Regions from separate parts of the Homo sapiens genome. Here region 2 is linked to region 1. Evidence: read pairs that join two places in POLR2A ChIA-PET (ENCODE). Cell type or tissue: IMR-90. All regions are shown on one strand. Links, peaks and the distances in the headings refer to the core of each region. The heading gives the core; the rest is flanking DNA.

Region 1 (7,804 bases), core at 1,247-6,246:
GGAACCCGAGCCTCTAGAGAAATGCACTGATGCCATTTTTTGTCTGTGTGGGTTGGTGCTGGGTGTTTTTTAAAGACTGTTTTATGACTAAAATGGTATTAGAACATTAAAGGATTTTTGTTTTCAGTTACCTTTATCCTTATAGAACTTGTTTGTGCGTGTGTGTAATATTTTTACATAGTACACATATGATTAAAGTGGGTAAGAAAATAAGTTTAAAGGCAGGAACTGGAGACCTAGAACTTTGCAGAGCCAGTATTCGGCTGCGCCCTGGTGTAGTGCATCTTCTATTCTGGTGCCATGGCATTTTTCGAGAAGACAAATGTGGTCACATCCACGCCACCCATCTTATACAGCTCCTCATTGCTCACATGATCTTGCACCTCATTTACCTTTCAAGCCTCATCTCCCATCATCTCTAAATCTTCCCTTCCCTGCAGGTGGACCCTCCTGTCAGTTTATGCACAGACATGTTCTTCCCAGTGCCCGCAGTGCCCTTCAGCTGCTTTTCCTGACTCACTCCCGTTGACCTTAAGACCCACTTCTTGGCAGGGCATGGTGGCCCATGCCTGTAATCCCAGCACTTTGGGAGGTCGAGGTGGACAGATCACCTGAGGTCAGGAGTTTGAGGCCAGCCTGGCCAACATGGTGAAACCCCGTCTCTACTAAAAATACAAAAATTAGCCAGGTGTGGTGGCACGCGCCTGTAATCCCAGCTACTCGGGAGGCTGAGACAGGAGACTCACTTGAACCCAGGAGGTGGAGGTTGCACTGAGCCAAGATTGTGCCACTGCACTCCAGCCTGGGTGACAGAGCGAGACTCCATCTCAAAAAAAGAAAAGAAAAAAAAAGACCCACTTCTTGACTGTTTCCAACTATCTTGTTCTTCCTTAACATAGTGTGCATATCTGTTAACAGCAGCACTTATAATTATAGTATCATTGCTGTAATTAATATCCTTGGCTGTCTCTTCTACTGGACTGGATCTGAGTAGAGATTGGGGCTTCAGCCAGGCGCAGTGGCTCACTCCTGTAATCCCAGCACTTTGGGAATCCGAGGCAGACAGATCACGAGGTCAAGGGTTCGAGACCAGCCTGGCCAATATGGTGAAACCCTGTCTCTACTAAAAATACAATAATTAGCCGGGTGTGGTGGCATGTGCCTGTAGTCCCAGCTACCCAGGAGGCAGAGACAGGAGAATCGCTTGAACCCAAGAGGCAGAAGTGGCAGTGAGCCGATATCGCACCACTGCACTCCAGACTGGGTGACAGCGGGAGACTCCATCGCAAAAAAGAAAAAAAAAAAAACTAGATTGGGGCTTCATGTCTGTGTACTTGGTATGTAGTGACAGTCAGTACTTTTTTTTGTCGTCGTTGTTGTTTTGTTTTGTTTTGTTTTTTGAGACGGAGTCTTGCTGTGTTTCCCAGGCGGGAGTGCAGTGGCACGATCTCGGCTCCCTGCAAGCTCTGCCTCCCGAGTTCACGCCATTCTCCCGCCTCAGCCTCCCGAGTAGCTGGGACTACAGGCGCCCACCACCATGCCCGGCTAATTTTGTTTTTGTATTTTTAGTAGAGACGCGGTTTCACCGTGTCAGCCAGGATGGTCTCGATCTCCTCACCTCGTGATTCGCCCACCTCAGCCTTCCAAAGTGTTGGGATTACGGGCGTGAGCCACTGCGCCCAGCAGACATTCAGTACTTTTAGCAAGTAAACGGATGATCTGTGCTTGAAATATGACATCATTTCGTTTTGATTCCTAAAGTATTTCCAGTAAAGGGGATTATTTTTAAAAGGTCTGTTTAGCCATTTTAATAAATGGCTTATGCCAAGGATCCCAGCCTTGTTTTTCTTTTTTTCCCCATTTCTTCTCTCCCTAGTCCTACCATCAGTTTTTCTATAGAGTTGAATAATTGGAAAGTGATATGACTTCTTAGTGTTTAAGAGATTCTTGGCTTTTTACTGCCTTCATACAAAAAAAGGCTGTGAAACCATATTTTAACTTCAGTGCTTTCTGTCTTTTTACAGGATGATGCAAATAAAAATGGTGGCAAGTGGATTATTCGGCTGCGGAAGGGCTTGGCCTCCCGTTGCTGGGAGAATCTCATTTTGGCCATGCTGGGGGAACAGTTCATGGTTGGGGAGGAGATCTGTGGGGCTGTGGTGTCTGTCCGCTTTCAGGTAAGCCACCCATGAGCCAGGCTGGTTTCTTGTGTTGCCTTTGCTCTCCTCGCTGCCCCTGATTTGCTTTGATGATTCCTTCTGTTCCTCTGGTAGGAAGACATTATTTCAATATGGAATAAGACTGCCAGTGACCAAGCAACCACAGCCCGAATCCGGGACACACTTCGGCGAGTGCTTAACCTACCTCCCAACACCATTATGGAATACAAAACTCACACCGACAGCATCAAGTACGTGTTGGGGGGTTATGGGAGGACGTGTCCCTAAGCTTAGTATAAGTAGATCTGTAGTTGGGCCCAGAGGAATATGGCCGGACAGGAGACTTACTTGTGGAGAAGGGACAGACCAGGCCTTCCCTCTAGGGCTTCTGGCTACTTGCTGCAGTTCTTTGTCAGCGAGGCTCCCTGCCACCTATACTACCAGGTGCTTTGTAGCAGAGAGAGCCCATCTGCAGAAACCCAGTTGTACTACCTGGGCTTGCTTAATTTCTACAGGCTGTCTTGTCTTTCATATGCTAACCACTATCTTAAAATGAAAGACAAGTGCTTTTCTTTTTCTTGCTGTTTTTTAAGATAATTTCACCCTGCCCACCCTCACCCCACTTCTGCATGTCTTTTTAACTTGTTAGCTTCAGTCTATTTTCTTTGTCCTGGGATACTGACTACTTATCAGGAATGACTCCATTTCCTTGTGTATAGAGCTGACTCTTAGAAGAAGGGGGATAGTGTGTGTGTGAGAGAGCAGAATCAAAGGGAAGCATGAAGGCCACAGGGAAAATAAGCTTGGCAATCTCCCTAGGACTCAGGGAAATAGAGCTCTCTGTCCACAGTGAGAATCACTGTTAGGCTTGCTCCTCAGTGATTGAGTGTCAGAAGTAAGCTCAGGCTATTGTGAAAAAGTGTGGGGAGTGGCTGTCAGATTGTCTCAAAGCTGGAGGGAGAGCTAGCCAGCTAAGAGTTAGGACTCTTAGGTTTAGTTCTCTCATATGGCCCCATACCAATATGTGCCTTTGACAAGTGTCTTTGCAACTTTGCTTCAGTTTCTCCATCTGTAAAGTGGGAGACAGTACTTTATCTAACAAGGCTATTGTGAGGCTGATTTAATCTTTAACTGAGGGTCTTCAGATGGAGAATGCTTTTACGGGGCCAAGTAGTAGTATTGCTATCATCATCATCATCATTAGTAAGAATATCATCATGTTGTTATTATTGAAGGCTAGTAGTGAGCCCAGCAATTATGTTCAGCAGACAGACCATTTGGGAATCTCTTTCCCATGCATTCATAGATAATGTGGAGTGGAGTTGGCTTAAACCAGCTAAGTGCCAGTTTTTAAGTGGGAACACTGCTATGGGCGTTGGTCCATGATCAAACGGCTGGCATGACTCATCATAGTCACGAACAGTTATTAGCCAGCCATGGCTGTGGTTGCTTGCCTTAGCAGTCCTGTGTTAGCATTGCTTTACTCTGGGCACATTTTTCTTATTCTCTATTCTGGGATAGAAGTAGTTTCTGACTTCTAGCCACGTTCAGTCCAGGCTGGAGAGATCTACACCTGTTTCTAGGATTCTCGTTTTCAAGGTTTCTGAATATCCCCTACTCCCACTTACCCCCAAAATAAGCTTTTTACCTGGATAGGAGAGGGAAAGAGGTATTTTTCATCAATTCTCCCCTTCTCTGCTCTTCTCCCTTTCTAATACCATAAGGCAGTTCTTCGTGACTTTTACAGAAACATATGTACACGTCCTTACAGAGTTTAGGAGAGCCTGTGGGCTTTTTGCCTTAGTCTGCTAGAAAGACTGGCCTGCTGCTCTCTGCTTTATCCAGAGGTCTGCCTCTGGGACTTCAGCCCTGTAGCTGTAGAGACCAGAAGACCAACCCTCTTTGAGACCCAGATGCTACTTTCCCTTGCGTCCCCCTCTCTTTCCTCTCCCAATGAGCCAACCTTTTGCACTTCCACTAGAATGCCAGGCAGGCTGGGCCCCCAAAGGCTCCTTTTTCAAAACCTCTGGAAGCCGCGGTTGAATGTGCCATGACCCTCTCCCTCTCTGGATGGCACCATCATTGAAGCTGGCGTCATCGGAGTCTCTTGTTCTGTTGGCGTGCTACCTGGAAGATCCTTCTGTCCTGGACAAGAGGAATTGGAAGAGCATTTTATGTTTTAAGAACAGGCTGACACGCAGCAGCTACAACAACAGCTGAGATCACTTAATAAATGGTGCTAAACTAGCTTGTCTCATGCTCTTGCTCTTTATGGTGCATCAAAGATGTGGCCTTTCGGACTGACTGTCACCATATTAAGGGATGGCACAGACTTTTCCATGGAGGGCCATCCGGGGAATGCAGCCTCATTTCCATAAGCCCATTGTGTAGTGTCATGTGGTATTTTGTTCCAGGACTGCTGAGGCCTGACATAATAAGGTGACATCTAGCTTAGAAAATAAGACCCCATTTTCTGGTACTTAAATTTGAGTTCCCATCTAGTCACACCGATGACCAGAACAGAGTGATTTCTGATATAGAATTCAGCTTGAAAGTCTGTTCAGGTTGGAAAGGGGGATCCTTGGCCTTTGCTTCGCTGACTTCCATTCGCCTTTACTTCAAAGAAATCTCTTGCTTGGAGGTAAATCCCTGCTTCTGTCTGTGTGGCTGTGTGTATATAGCTTCCTTGCTTTGTGCTAATGGGGTTTTCTCGCTGGTGCCAAAGCTGCCCAAGCCACAGCTCTTTTCCAGCCTTCTCCCTTCTGCTTTCCCTTTAGAGCCAGGTCATCTTCCTCTTTGAGTCAGCCCTGCTTGCAAGATCTCAGGGTTACAGCCCTTCCCTTTCTCCTGGGCCCGGTGTTACTGCACATCAGGATCTGGGGTAGGGGAAACGTCTTCATCCCGTGTGAGTTTGCTCTGTAGGATATCTGACCGTAGCACGTACGGACCCCTTGTGTGCTTTGTGGCTTTGGCTTGTATGTGCTGCAGCTTGGCCTTTAGGCCCCTAACCTGCATGTAGAGTTTCAGCAAGCCTCATGCTACTTTAGGTTTTCTTAGGAGCTACCACCAAAAACATAATAAACAATCATTTTTTTGCAAACACTGGGTCAGCCTGCCTGAGAGGATCTGTGAAAGTGTCTGTGGACTTAAGGTTGAGTTTTCCAGAGTGGCTGTTCCACTTTGGCAGTGATACCCTGTGCTTGTACCATCCTGACTTACCTCTGATCTCCATGTGGCCCAAGATCCTGCATAACACCTATTAGGATTAGCACTGTGGGCTCAGTATTCTAGGGGTGTTTGTGTCATTGCATCTTTGTTTATTACATATCCAAAATTGGTTGAAGTACCTATAAAATGAGAGATTTGCTGGAATATGGAAAGGCCCATTCTCTACGTTTTTAGTATTTGTCAAAGAATTACCTTCTCTGGCTCTTTCCCTCTTGCCTTCAAAAATTGTTACATACATTAACTTTAATTTCAGCTGTATTGTAACTGCTCCAGGGGATAGGCTTGATGTCACCTCCCAGAGTAAGAGTTGATTAGAAGCACCAAACTGACCTTGAGACCCTTCTGATCCTTGTCAATATGAACAAAAGTCAGAACTATTTCTGCTTTCTTCTATTCCTTGTGGCTCTTCCATGGATATGACTTGGTTTGAGCCAAGGAACAGCTGCTACTGAGACTTAAGAATTCCAAGGAGGCCGGGCGAGGTGGCTCACGCCTGTAATCCTAGCACTTTGGGAGCTCGAGGTGGGCAGATCACAAGGTCAGGAGACCAGCCTGGCCAACATGGTGAAACCCCATCTCTACCAAAAATACAAAATTAGCCGGGCATAGTGGCAGGTGCCTATAATCTCAGCTGCTCGGGGAGGCTGAGGCAGGAGAATTGCTTGAACCCAGGAGGTGGAGGTTGCAGGGGGCTGAGATTGCACCACTGCACTCCAGCCTGAGCAACAAGAGCAAAACTCCATCTCAAAAAACAAAGAATTCCAAGGAAAATGAAGGAAGAAGGAGCCAACATTTGTTTTCCTCCGAGTACTCTGGAGATAGGGCTGCTGGTGGTGAGGGGAGTTTTTTAAGAGTAGCTTAGATTTTTCAGTCAGGTGTTCCTGATTCCTGCTTGCTATTTTTGGCCCAGTTCCCAATGTCCTTCTTCAACCGTTGGGTTTTTCCAGCCTTTCCCCAGTCACACTGCTTGTGGCCTTTTCCTGCTGTTCCCCTCAGTGTGCTACAAGGCACTGCCTGCCGCACAGAGCAGGCGGGTGATGAGCTGCTGTGCTGCAGAGGGCTCCTGCTCTTGTTTATTGCTGACAGTTCATTCACCCCTAAGACGTGGACAACTTGTTAAACTGAGTTCTTGCTCAGGTCATAGCTCCTTTTAATGAGGCCAACTTGTAGTCGAGTTTTCATAGATGTGGGTTCCCCATATTCTCTGCTTTGAGGAGAAATCTCATAATACAGTCAGAATCGTGGGGCTACCAGGATAAAACTGGGCTCGGAGCCATATGAAACAGCAATGTCTTTTGTGAAGAAACTCCTCTTTGGATTAGTCCCACTGATTCCTTTTGTGCATCTAGCCTGGAATGGAAAAGGAAAACAGGCCAAATTCCCATAGTGGGCTACAGCACTGGGAAAGACTGGCCCGGCTTCTCTGCAGGAGTGGAGGGTGGGTGATTCTCTTTATTCCTTTATCTCAGAGAAGAGACAGGTCAAATTGTGGAGGCTTTCCCACATCTAGATATCATTGTATTTCAACACTGAACTTTTATAGGCAAGGACCAACCCATTCCCTTCTCCTGGCATGGCTAAATCATAGTCCAGTAGCACCAGGTTACCCCAGCTTAATTGCTGGCCTGGCTTTGCATCTGTGATATGTACCACCGAACTGGTAGGCAAAGCGAAGAGAGCCCAGATTAGCAGGAGGCTGAGCCCCTCCCTAAGTATAGAGAGCAGTGAGCGCAAGGCTATGAACCTTGCAGCCTTTGGGTAGAGGTAGGGGGAAGTGTAGAATTGCACAGGATTTGCTTTCTGGTACGTGAGATGGGCCAAGAGTGGTCTTAAAAGAGCTCTTTGTTCCTCTGTCTTTTGAATCTGTTCAGAATTCCTTGTTGCCTATATTAACCTCTAATTAATTTTTTCTGTTTTTAGAAACTCCAGTCATGACACTTCTTACATTTAACTTGTTCTTTCTTTACCTTTAAAAGAAGGAAGTTTTAATATTACCCAGTATGCCTGGAATGCCAGATGGAAAATAGCTAGACTATTCACACCTAGTTTTAGGTGGTAGATTTGCCTCTTGGCCGAGCTGTGGGCCTATGAGAATAAGAGTGATTATACCAAAGATTATGGCCCACTATTTTATTTCCACTGATTCCATGTGAAGAAATTTCTTTTTTTGTTTTGTTTTGTTTTGTTTTTCTGAGATGGAGTCTCACTCTGTCACCCAGGCTGGAGTGCAGTGGCGCGATCTCTGCTCACTGCAACCTCTGCCTCCTGGGTTCAAGCGATTCTCTTGCCTCAGCCTCCCGAGTAGCTGGGATTACAGGTGCCCGCCACCATGCTTGGCTAATTTTTTGTATTTTTAGTAGAGACGGGGTTTCACCATGTTTGCCAGGCTGGTCTCGAACTCCTGAACTCAGGTGTTC
Region 2 (7,804 bases), core at 1,745-6,744, 600 kb before region 1:
GAACGTGTGGTGTTTAGTTTTCTGTTCTTGTGCTAATTCGTTTAGGATTATGGCCTCCAGCTCCATCTGTGCTGCTGTAAAGGACATGATATCTTCCTTTTTTGTGGCTGCATAGTATTCCATCCTGTACATCCACATTTTTTTTTTCCAGTCCACCATTGATGGTCACCTAGGTTGATTCCGTGTGTTTGCTATTGTGAATAGCTCAGCCGTGAACATACAACTGCATATGTCTTTTTGGTATAATGGTCTGTTTTCCTTTGGTTATATACCCAACAGTGGGATTGCTGGGTGAAATGGTGGCTCTTTAAGTTCTTTGAGAAATCTCCAAACTGCTTTCCACAGTGGCTGAACTAATTTACATTCCCACCAACAGTAGTTTAAATGTTCCCTTTCCAAGGGAGCCTAATGAGGATCTGTTGTTTTTTGACTTTTTGATAATAGCCATTCTGACTGGTGTGAGATGGTATTTCATTGTGGTTTTGATTGGCATTTCTCTGATAATTAGTCATGATCATGTTTTCCATATATTTGTTGGCTGCTTGTATGTCGTGGTTTTTTCTTTTTGTATTTCTTCTGAGAAGTGTTCATGTCCTTTGGCCATTTTTAAAAATGGGCTTATTTGTTTTTTGCTTGTTGATTTAAGTTCCATAGGGATTCTGGATATTGGACCTTTGTCAGATGCATAGTTTGTGAATATTCTCGCCCATTTTGTAGGTTGTCTGTTTAATCTGTTGATAATTTCTTTTGCTGTGCAGAAGCTCTAGTTTAATTAGTTCCAACTTGTCAATTTTTGTTTTTGCTGCAGTTGCTTATGGGGACTTAGCCAAAAATTTGCCAAGGTCAGTGTCAAGAAGTGTATTTCCTGGGTTTTCTTCTAGGATTTTTATAGCTTGAGGTCTTTTATTTTATTTTGAGACAGGGTCTCACTGTCACCCAGGCTGGAGTGCAGTAGCGTGACTGCAGCTCACTGCAGCCTCGATTTCCCAGGCTCAAGTGATCCTCCCACCTCAGCCTCCCGAGTAGCTGAGACTACAGGTGCGCACTACCACGTTCGGCTAATTTTTGTATTTTTTATGGAGATGTGGTTTTTACCATGTTGTCAGGCTGGTCTCTGACTCCTAGGCTCAAAAGATCTGCCTGCCTCAGTTGCCCAAAGTGCTGGAATTACAGGCATGAGCTACTGTGCCTGACTGAGGTCTTTGCATTTAAATCTTTAACCCATTATGTATATCATGAAATATATACAGTTTTATATCTTCTGCATGTGGCTAGTTAGTTATCCCAGCACCATTTATTGAATAGGGAGTCCCTTCTCCATTTGTTTTTTGTCAGTTTGTTGAAGATCATATGGTTGTAGGTGTGTGGCTTTATTTCTGAGTTTTCTGTTCTGTTCCATTGTTCTATAGGTGTGAGACTCATTTAATTGTACATCTTGAACTGATCCTTTTCTGGGGAATTTGCTTCCCAGTTGTGAGTGAGGTGTGGTTAGTATATTCTGTAGCTTAGATTTTTGTGCTTACAAGTTTTCTGCAGAAGGAAATCTTCCCGGGACTGACTAGGTTTGAGGTTTGAGAAATATTTCAAGTGAAATTTGCTACATTGAAGAAAGTAGGAGCAGGTGTTGTTAATAGCATGGACTTACACTTCAGAAGACACTATGGCACTGGAAAACCTCCCCTGATTTGAGTTTGAATGAGCTGTACTAAGAAAACTGTAAGCCTTATTTGAACATGGTTGGATAACGACTTTATTTTTAATCTGATGATGATGGAGCTAAAACTGAGGCGTGTGAACCGTTTTTGGAAATGACATTATTTGGGAATAAAATGTGGGAGTTTCTATATCAAAATTCATTTAAAACTATAATTTCATTCCAATTTAATAACTTTATTAAGCATCTACAGCATTATACACTTTAAAGGATATAAAAGAAAAGTGCACACATGAAATTATTAGGAAAGCAATGAAATGGACATTTGTTTAAATGCAAAATATGTGGTACGGATATTAAGTGCTGTAGTAGGTCAGAGGGTGGAGAAATCATTTCTGGATTAAATGGGACTTGATTTGTCTCTAAAGTACAGATATAATTTGTATTTGTATTGGAGAGGACAGGAAGTCCTAATTCCTTTCCTTATATTCTTAAGAGTTTGGGAAATAGTTCCATGTGGCATTTCGAAGTTCTTATTTAATGCTTTCAGGTCACTTGATTTGTGACCTATTTCTTTCAAATAGTCTTAGTACAAATCTATATGACATTTTTCCTGTTTGACATCTAAAATAGTGAAGTTACTAGCTGAGGGCTTTGCCACTTAGAGTTTCTTTGCTTCTGCATTTGGTGTTAGGTTTATATGAAACACCACAGTTTAAGTAGTTACTGTTTCATTCATGCTCAAGAGTCTTGTGAAATGTTGCTCTTTTTTATTTGACTGGTATTTCTGAAGTGCTTCCTATGTAGCAGCGGTAGTATCAGGAATTACCAAAAACAACTGTTACTTAGCAACCAGTAGGTATGCTTTACATAAGGAGAGTGTGTGTGTTTAGCCTATCAGCCTTTGATGCTCAGCATTTGCCTTGAGACATTGAAGGCCAGAGCAATTTATGTAGACATCTGAATTGACTTTTTTTTTTTTTTTGAGTTTAATGTTTAATAAGGGGACTCAGTTGCTTTGGGCATCCACCAAAGATACATTTGTGAAGATGATCAAACTTTTAAGTCCTCTTAAAAGATGTTTTGTTGCTTTCTTATAGACTTAGTGTTCATTTATTCACTTAATCATCAAATATAATATTTGAGTGCTTACTTGGTACCAGGCACTATGCTTGGCCTTGGAGATGGGGGAGAGTGAATGCACATATGATCTCTGTCCTCAGCAGATGATACTCAAATAATCACACAAATGCAAAACTATGGCTGTGACAAGTGTTTTAGAGAAATCACTGAAATGACATTTTAACTGATGTCTACAAGATGCACAGGAAGAGAACAGTGCTCTAATCAAAGCAGACCCTCTGATGCCACGTCCATGTTGCCCTGGCTGGAGTGCAGTGGTGAGATCACGGCTTACTGTGGCCTCGACCTTCTGGGCTCAGGCGATCCTCCTGCTTCAACCTCCCGAAGTTCTGGGATTATAGATGTAAGCCACCATGCCCAGCCTGTCCTTTTATTTTATCCTTCAAAAAGTTTTTGTTTTACAGAAGGAGTTTCATGAAATGCTATTGAGCATGAGTAAAAGTAAAACTGGGCCTGGAATGAGTGGATAGATCCCTCTGAGGTCTGGCCATCGATACCATTTTTGCTGATGTCAGGGAGTGGAGACTTGACCAGAATTCTTCTTCTTCTTCTTTTTTTTTTTTTTTGAGACAGAGACTTACTCTGTTGCCCAGGCTGGAGTGCAGTGGCACGATCTCAGCTTACTGCAACCTCCGCCTTGTGGGCTGAAGTGATTCTCCAGCCTCAGCCTCGTGAGTAGCTGGGACTACAAGCTCACGCCACCACGCCTGGCTAATTTTTTGTATTTTAAGTAGAGACGGGGTTTCACCATGTTGGCCAGGCTGGTCTCAAACTCCTGACCTCAAGCAATCCACCCGCCTTGCCCTCCCAAAGTGCTGGGATTACAGACGTGAGCCACTGAGCCACTGTGCCTGGCCTTTTTGAGACAGAATCTCACTCTGCTGCCCAGGCTGGAGTGCAGTAGTGTGATCATAGCTCACTGTAACCTTGAACTCCCAGGCTCGAGTGATCTTCCCACCTGAGCCTCTTGAGTAGCTGGGTCTACAGGCATGAGCCACCATGCCCAGCTAGTTAAAAAACATTTTTTTTTTTTTTTTTTTTTTTTTTTTTTTTTTGTGGAGACAGGGTCTTGCTATGTTGCTCAGGCTTGTCTGAAACTCTTGGCCTCAAGTGATCCTCCTGCCTCAGCCTCTCAAATATTGGAGTTACAGGCATGAATCACTGTGCCCATCCCAGAAATCTTGTTGTCTTTATTAAACTGAGAGTGGTGGTAGAATGGCAGAAGATGCTCCTTTTTGTCATGTAACATGAAGTAGAAGGATTTGAAGGGTTTTTCGTATAGAAGGTATTTTATTTGGAACCATAGCAAGAACTTGATGCCTTAGAGTAGTTATTACGTGACCAGTTATGTTGAGGCAAGACTTGATGAAGTTTAGTCAACTGTTAGTCCACCTACTTTTGATTTCTTTCTTGCCCTAATAACAGGCTGCCTCTGGGATGTACTAATGATGACAGATGAGACACTGGTCACACTGGTAGGAAGGGACTTCATGTGGTGCAAAGTACCTTGAAATTATCTCTGATGAAATCATGAGGGGAGAAGGGCTGATGAAGTACCCTGCCCTCAGTAAAGTATTGGTGGAGTGTCTGGTAGACACGGAGAGGTTGTGTGACCCAAACCGGATGAGGCAGGAAGTTATATAATGCTAATTGAAGAATTCTGCATTATAAGTTCCTTTTTGGTCCTCCTCTAATGAAATTGGATTGTTTCTATTTCCCATTAGGCTTTGGTGAGGAGAAGTTTGTGGTGATTATCTAGATGCTGAGGGATTCAGAGAGAAGCCCCAAACATTTCTGTTTAACTTCATTTTTTTAGGGACCAGCTTTCCACATGGGAAATAGTTGCCTTTTTCTCTGATGTCTGCCACTGTTAGCTTTAATCACTTTTAAAAGGTTGAATGCAAAACTCTAGCAACAGTTATACCAAGAAGGAGCTATTATTATTTTTGTTTAATCCTTTTACTTATGGCACAGTATTAAACAAGGTCAGAAATTTACATGTTTCTTTTTAATTTTAGTTAAGTTTTGTAAATGAAAAAAAGAATTGTTCTGAGATTTTTTTGTTGAAATAATGCATTTATTTTCTTTATGTTTCACTGAATTTTTGCCAGTTCAAATCAGTCTTTTATAATAGTTTGCAAGTAAGGATGCCTTATAAGTTTTATGACTGAAATATGTCTTATTAACAAAAAACAATTTTTAATAAATGAATTAGGGCCCAATTTGTGTTGTGTAGGATTATTATTGGTTAAGACCATATTTTTTTGATTTATTTAAAAAATTTATTTGATTGATTTAAGACTGATTTATTGAGGTATAGTTGACAGGTTATAAACTCTAAAGTGTACAGTTTGTTAAGTTTTGACATATGTGTGTACTTGTAAGACTATCATCACAAACAGGACATTGATCATATCTATTATGCCCAAAGCTGTTTTCATACCCCTGGCTCCCTGATCCCTATCCCAGATAACTGATTTTTTTTTTTTTTTTTTGAGACAGAGTCTTGCTCTGTCACCCAGGCTGGAGTGCAGTGGCATGATCTTGGCTCACTGCAAGCTTCGCCTCCCAGGTTCATACCATTCTCCTGCCTCAGTCTCCCCAGTAGCTGGGACTACAGGCACCTGCCACCATGCCCAGCTAATTTTTGTATTTTTAATAGAGACGGGGTTTCATTGTGTTAGCTAGGATGGTCTTGATCTCCTGACCTCGTGATCCGCCCGCCTCGGTCTCCCAAGTGCTGGGATTACAGGCGTGAGCCACTGCGCTTGGCCTAACTGATGTTTTTATCACTGTACATTAACTTTCATTTCCTAGAATTTCCTCTTATTTTATATAAATGGAACCACACAATATGTAGTTATCCTTCTTTCACTCAGCATAATTGAGAGTCATCCCTGTTGTTAAGTGTATTAGTAGCTGATTCCTCTTTATTGCTGAGTAATATTGCATTGTATGGATGTACCTCAGTTTATTAATACATTTACCTACCAATGGACATGTTGGTTGTTTCCAATTTTAGTTATTAACAAATAAGGCTTCTATAAAAATTTTGTTTACAAGGCTTTGTATGGACATATGTTTTTATTCCTCTTGGTTAAATACCTAGGAGTAGAATGGCTGGATCATATAATAGGTATATGCTTAACCTTTAAGAAAACTGTCAATGTTTAGTTATCCGTAAGTATTTCATAGTTTTTGGTGCTATTTGATATGGTTTGGTTTTAGGTCCCCACCCAAATTTCATGTTGAATTGTAATCCCTACGTGTCGAGGGAGGGAAGTAACTGGATTATGGGGCTGGTTTCCCCCATGCTGTTCTTGTAATAGTGAATTCTCACAAGATCTGATGGTTTCATAAATGGTAGTTTTTCCTTTGTTCTCACATGCTCTCTCACTTGCCTGCCGCCGCCGTGTAAGACATGCCTATTTCCTCTTTCACCATGATTATAGTTTCCTGAGTCTTTCCCAGCCGTGTGGAACTGAGTCAATTAACCCTCTTTCCTTTATAAATTACCCAGTCTTGGGTATTTCTATCAGTGTGAGAATGGACTAATACACTATTAAAATTATATTTTTAAAATTTATATTTCTGATTGACACTAGTATATAGAAATATGATTGATTTTTTTACATTAATCTTCTCCATCAATCTGGCTAAGCTCACTTAGTTCTTATTAGTCCTAGACCTTTTTTTTTTTTTTTTTTTGAGTTGGAGTCTCGTTCTATTGCCCAGGTAGGAGTGCAGTGGCGCAATCTTGGCTCACTGCAACCTCTACCTCCCAGGTTCAAGCAATTCTTCTGCCTCAGCCTCCTGAGTAGCTGGGATTACAGGTGTGTGCCACCACGCCCGGCTAATTTTTGTATTTTCAGTCGAGACGGGGTTTCACCATGTTGGCCAGGCCAGCGTCAAACTCCTGATCTCAAATGATCTGTCCGCCTCAGCCTCCCAAAGTGCTGGGATTACAGGCGTGAACCACTGCGCCTGGCGTCCTAGAGCTTTTTAATAGATTCCATTGGATTTTCTATGTAAAGATTATGTCATCTGTGAATACAGTTTTAATTCTTCCTTTCCAGGCTTTTATTTCTTTTTCTTATTGCACTGGCTGCAATCCCCAAGTAACAATGTTAAATAGAGATGGTGAGAGCAGATTACTTGTCTTGTTTCTTCTCTTAGGGAGAAAGCATTTAGTCTTTCACCATTTGTATATGCATTTTATCACTGGAGAAGTTTTCTTCTATTTCTAGTTTACTGAGATTTTTTTTTTTTTCGAGAGTGAACATTGGGTTTTGTTAAGTGCTTTTTCTGAATCTACTGTGATGATCATATGATTTTTTTTTTTCGAGACAGGGTCTTGCTCTGTTTTCCAGGCTGGACTGCAGTGGCATGACTGTGGTTCACAGTAGCCTTGACCTCTGGGGCTCAAGCAGTCCTCCTACCTTAGCCTCCCAAGTAGCTGGGACCACATACTACACCTGGCTGATTTTTTTTTGTTTGTTTGTTTTTTAGTAGAGATGAGGTCTTGTTATGTGGTCGAGGCTGGCCTTGAACTCCTGAGCACAAGCAGTCCTCCCACTGTCACCTCTTAAAGTGTTGGGATTACAGGTGTGAGCCACTGCACCCAGCCACTTTTCATTTGTTAATATGGTGAAATATCGCATCGATTTTCAAATACAGCCATTTGTTGCCTAACAATGGAGATGCATTCTGAGAAATGCATTGTTAGGTAATTTTGTTGTGCAAACCTCATAGAGTGTACTTTCACAAATCTAGATGTTGTAGCCTACTACACACCTAGGCTATATGGTAAAGCCTGTGGCGCTTAGGCTACAAAACTGTACAGCATGTGACTGCATTTAATACCATAGGCAATTGTAATAGAATGCTAAGTATTTATGTATCTAGATGTATCTATACATAGAAAAGGTACAGTAAAAATACAATATAAAAGATAAAAAAATGGTACACCTGTATAGGGCATTGACCATGAATGGAAGTTGCAGGCTT

Evidence for each region. ChIA-PET counts read pairs that join two places held together with the same protein. Peaks named below come from ENCODE experiments on the same cell type or tissue, not always from the same donor. Only the 100,000 strongest peaks of a DNase experiment are listed, where the experiment ranks them.
Region 2: POLR2A ChIA-PET joins it to region 1 with 10 read pairs; 2 of 35 experiments call an interaction of 5 or more read pairs at or near these places.

Annotation. Positions count from the first base shown.
Region 1 is chr2:232,564,805-232,572,608 of GRCh38, forward strand. It overlaps EIF4E2 (eukaryotic translation initiation factor 4E family member 2), which reads left to right. Exons shown (of 7, transcript NM_004846.4): 5 at 2,025-2,177; 6 at 2,274-2,410; 7 at 4,141-4,406. The coding sequence ends at 4,213. Among named protein-coding and RNA genes, the nearest start is that of EIF4E2, 18 kb to the left of the region's middle. RefSeq lists an enhancer at 3,094-4,293. In IMR-90, for the core only: no CTCF peak of the experiment used is centred there; a DNase peak (open chromatin) is centred at 3,567.
Region 2 is chr2:231,962,824-231,970,627 of GRCh38, forward strand. The region is part of intron 1 of DIS3L2 (DIS3 like 3'-5' exoribonuclease 2); the gene reads left to right. Among named protein-coding and RNA genes, the nearest start is that of DIS3L2, 5.0 kb to the left of the region's middle. In IMR-90, for the core only: no CTCF peak of the experiment used is centred there; no DNase peak of the experiment used is centred there.